2 separate regions of the Homo sapiens genome follow, and region 1 is linked to region 2. Evidence: read pairs that join two places in POLR2A ChIA-PET (ENCODE). Cell type or tissue: A673. All regions are shown on one strand.

What was found. ChIA-PET counts read pairs that join two places held together with the same protein. Peaks named below come from ENCODE experiments on the same cell type or tissue, not always from the same donor. Only the 100,000 strongest peaks of a DNase experiment are listed, where the experiment ranks them.
Region 1: POLR2A ChIA-PET joins it to region 2 with 11 read pairs; 2 of 35 experiments call an interaction of 5 or more read pairs at or near these places.

The regions. Positions count from the first base shown.
Region 1 is chr13:60,753,914-60,756,413 of GRCh38, forward strand. No RefSeq gene overlaps it. Among named protein-coding and RNA genes, the nearest start is that of LINC00378, 82 kb to the left of the region's middle. In A673, a CTCF peak has its summit at 1,589 (motif pointing right); DNase peaks (open chromatin) are centred at 548 and 968; H3K27ac peaks cover 1,705 bases.
Region 2 is chr13:60,903,738-60,906,237 of GRCh38, forward strand. No RefSeq gene overlaps it. Among named protein-coding and RNA genes, the nearest start is that of LINC01442, 12 kb to the right of the region's middle. In A673, no CTCF peak of the experiment used is centred here; no DNase peak of the experiment used is centred here.

The sequences.
Region 1 (2,500 bases), 150 kb before region 2:
GGCATTTCCTTGGGGTTTCCCTTTATCTGGTGGCAGCTTCTGATATCTTGGGTCTGTCATCTTCTCAAACTGTCTTACTTTTTTACTTCTTCTATTTCCTGTCCAGTGTCAGCAACTCTCACCTCTTTATTTTTTATTTTATTTTTTGAGATGGAGTTTCACTCTTGTTGCCCAGGGCTGGAGTGCAAGGGCATGATTTCGGCTCACTGCAACCTCCACATCCCGGATTCAAGCGATTCTCCTGCCTCAGCCTCCCGAGTAGCTGGGATTACAGGCATGCACCACCATGCCTGGCTAATTTTGTATTTTTAGTAGAGACGGGGTTTCGCCATGTTGACCAGGCTGGTTTTGAACCCTCTGACCTCAGGCGATCCACCCACCTCCGCCCGCCAAAGTGCTGGGATTACAGGCATGAGCCTCTACACCCAGCCAGCATCTCTCAGCTCTTAAAGTCCCCTCATTCCTCATGACTTACCCAGAGGACAATCTGTGGCAGAGCCCTAGCTACTTCCTCTAAGACAAACTGCTTTTCCCCACCCCCATAGCTCTTTCAGTCAATGGTTCTTCCAAATAGCAGCTCTTTTAAGGACACTGCTGTGAGTCTTCTAGATTAGCTTTAGGGAAGCAAATCTGCATAAATACTCACTATCATCATTGTAACTGCCCCCTCAGCAACTTTCTACTTTTCTCCAAGGTAGAGAAATGGTCTGTTGATTTTTGCTTTAGCTCAGGGTTTATTCTCAGGCACACAGAGGATTCCAGGACGCTACGATTCTCATTTTGTTGGGGATAATTCAAGAATCCGGGGAGCCTGGCAAAACCCTCCTGTTTATATTTACTTCCTTGGGTACAGCAGCACATAACGAATCAAGACTCAGAAACAGCTCTGGGCTTCTCATAGTTCCCTGAGTTAATTATGCAAAGTAAACTCTAATAAAGATCGTGGGTTATACACATAAAAGAGGCTTAAATCCATGCTTCATTTAAGCTCATTGTGATGAGCAGATATTTGGTAGCTTGCTGCCTTTTCTCTGTGGGCTAACAGATTAGAGTTTACTTTAGGGTAGCATAATTTCTTCTTCAAGGGAAGCCAGTTAAATGCTAAAAAAAATCACTTTCTGAGGGGTTACTAGTGAGTTGGACTTTGGACCTTTGTGTGTGTGTGTGTGTGTCTGTAGTTTTCGTTGTCTAATCCTTCAAAGCTGAGAATTGGGAGGGCTTCTTATTAGGGATACATCTGTAGCAGGGGACGATACGGCCTACAGATAAATGTCTCCTCTATCTGTGGTGCATGGGTAAGCCTTTTCTGAAGCCATTAGACTATGACCCAATTTTTTCTGAAAAGGAGTCTAATTCAAAATCATAGCGCTGATGGAAAGATTAGGAAATATAATTTGACATAATTTTGCTGGCTTGGTGGGCAGATTAACTACATTGTTAAAGAACTTAATTCTTGTTCTTGAAGGACCCTTGATGTCAGGCACTGTCTTCCCTATTTCTGCTCATTTTTAGACCTTAATGTCTTCAAGGTACAGGCTCTGCGTTAATCCTGAGGAATGTGGGAACTGAGTTTCAGGAGCCTTATCTGCACCAGCAGGTGGAGTCTGGGATCCTGCCACAAATAAGTGGGGGCGAGGGAAGAACTCAACTTCTGACATGCTACAAAGCATTTCTGAGCTGTGATATCTGATTGGCACCCTACCTCCTAATCTCTCCCAGGTGTCAGGCAGTGTCAGGATCTGGGTTACTTTATTCTAATATTTCAGAGGCATACTATGATTCAGAACTCATTATCATTTCTAAAAGCCAGACTTATGGTTTAAAAAAATAGTAATATTGATAACGGCTCAGTTTGATTTAGCACACACACTTAGCACCATGTAGAGTGTACTTTTCAAACATTTTATGTGGATTTATCTCATTTTATTCTCACAACAATTCTAATAAAGTATTTTTATCATCTGCATTTTGCAGTTCAGAAAATAGAAGCTTTGAAATGTTAAGTAACTTGCCTGAGTTTACACAGCCTGTAAGTTGCAGAACCAGAATTTGAAGCCATACTCTCTGACTCTAAAACATGCATTTTAACCACACCTCTAGTTGTGTGTTACATTATAGTTTTCCTGTGTAAAGACCCAGGTGAGAACCTCTTAAAACCAGATAAATCTTGTTCTGACATCTGGTTTGTTTACATCTGAGGGAAACACTACAAACTTTAGGCATATTTTTTTATGTGTATGTGTGCATGCGCCAATATTAAAAGTTGGCTTTATGTATCTTCCCTTTGGACTGATTTTCCCATTTGCTAATTTTAATTGTGTGGTATGTATCTCAGGGTCTTGATTAGAGCAATACTTGCTGCTGCTACCCCTCTCACTGGCTTTACACGGGAGAAGTTTATGTTTCACTCACATAATCATTCAGTGCTAGTGTTCCCGGCTGGTGGGCTGTCTTCCTCAGGATGATTCAGGGATTTAGACTTCCTTCATTGCATGGCTTT
Region 2 (2,500 bases):
GAGTGATTTCTTTGTAATGTCTGTAAAGATAAACACTAAGGAAGATCCTCAAGCAGTTGTCTAAGACTTTGTACTGACTACTTTTGCTCCCTCTGCCTCCCATCCTGGCATAGTGAAAGCAAAGAGAGAGTGTGGAATAACAGTGGAGGTCTGTACCCCAAATTAGCCAAGTAAACCAAGAAAAAAAAATTTTTTAACAGTTAGAAAATAGACGTAATCAGGGTTTTTTTTCATTTAACTTCACAAAACAGTAATATGTAAAGTTTCTAGTACACACAGCTTCTGCTTTACCATATGACAGACCCGTGACACGTTAAGGAGCAAGGAATATGCATATGCCTATATCAATTAATCACCTCTAGTAAGAGTGGTTTTTTATTTTACAAGAAACTCAGTAACAATGGAAGAAAGACAAACACTAAGGTAGATCCTCAAGCAGTGGGCAAAATATCCAGAAATCTGTCTCAAATTTTCTTGGAAACATTCAGTGCCATGAAATTCTTCCATCAGGAAGAATTTCCATCCACAGAAATACAAACTACCATCAGAGAAGACTATAAACACCTCTATGCAAATAAGCTAGAAAATCTAGAAGAAATGGATAAATTCCTGGACACATACACCCTCCCAAGACTAAACCAGGAAGAAGTCGAATCCCTGAATAGACCAATAACAAGTTCTGATGTTGAGGCAGTAATTAATAGCTTACGAACCAAAAAAAGCCCAGGACCAGATGGATTCACAGCCGAATTCTATCAGAGGTACAAAGAGGAGTTGGTACCATTCTTTCTGAAACTATTCCAAACAATAGAAAAAGAGGGACTCCTCCCTAACTCATTTTATGAGGCCAGCATCATCCTGATACCTAAGCCTGGCAGAGACACAACAAAAAAAGAAAATTTCAGGCCAATATCCTTGATGAACATCAATGTAAAAATCCTCAATAAAATAGTGGCAAACTGAATCCAGCAGCACATCAAAAAGCTTATCCATCACAATCAAGTTGGCCTCATCTCTGGGGTGCAAGGCTGGTTCATCATATGCAGATCAATAAATGTAATCCATAACATAAACAGAACCAATGACAAAAACCACATGATTATCTCGATAGATGCAGAAAAGGTCTTCAATAAAATTCAACACCCCTTCCTGCTGAAAACTCTCAGTAAACTAGGTGTTGGTGGAATGTACCTCAAAATAATAAGAGTTACTTGTGATAAGCCCCCAGCCAATATCATACTGATTGGGCAAAAGCTGGAAGCATTCCCTTTGAAAACCAGCACAAGACAAGGATGCCCTCTCTCACCACTCCTATTCAACATAGTATTGGAAGTTCTGGGCAGGGCAATGAAACAAAAGAAAGAAAGTGTATTCAAATAGGAAGAGAGGAAGTCAAATTGTCTATGTTTGCAGATGACATAATTGTGTATTTAGAAAACACCACTGTCTCATCCCCAAATCACCTTAATCTGATAAACAACTTTAGCAAAGTCTCACTATACAAAATCAATGTGCAAAAATCATAAGCATTCCTTTTCACCAATAATAGACAAACAATCACATAATGAGTAAACTCCCATTCACAACTGCAACAAAGAGAATATAATACCTAGGAATACAACTTACAAGGGATGTGAAGGACCTCTTCAAGGAGAACTGCAAACTGCTGCTCAAGGAAATACGAGAGGATGCAAACAAATGGAAAAACTCTCCATCCTCATGGGTAGGAAGAATCAATATTGTGAAAATGGCCATAATGCCCAAAGTAATTTATAGATTCAATACTATTCCCATCAAGCCACCATTGACTTTCTTCATAGAATTAGAAAAAAAACTACTTTAAATTACATATGGAACCAAAAAAGAATGTATAGCCAAGACAATCCTAAGCAAAAAGAACAAAGCTGGAGGCATCACACTACCTGAATTCAAACTATACTACAAGGCTACAGTAACCAAAACAGCTTGATACTGGTACCAAAACAGATATATAGACCAATGGAACAGAACAGAGGCCTCAGGAATATCACCACACATCTACAACCATCGGATCTTTGATAAACCTGACAAAAGCAGAGGGGAGAGGATTCCCTATTTAATAAATGGTGATGGGAAAACTGGCTAGCCATATGCAGAAAGTTGCAACTGGATTCCTTCCTTACACTTTATACAAAAATTAAGAGGGATTAAATATTTAAAGGTAAGACATAAAACCATAAAAACCCTAGAAGAAAACCTAGGCAATACCATTGAGGACATAGGCATGGGCAAAGACTTCATGACTAAAACACAAAAAGCAATGGCAACAAAAGTCAAAATTGACAAATAGGACATATTTAAACTAAAGAGCTTCTGCACAGCAGTAGAAACTGTCATCAGAGTGAACAGGCAACCTACAGAATGGGAGAGTTTTTGCAATCTATCCATCTGACAAAGGGCTAATATCCAGAATCTGCAAAGAACTTAAACAAATTACAAGAAATAAACAATCCCAACAAAA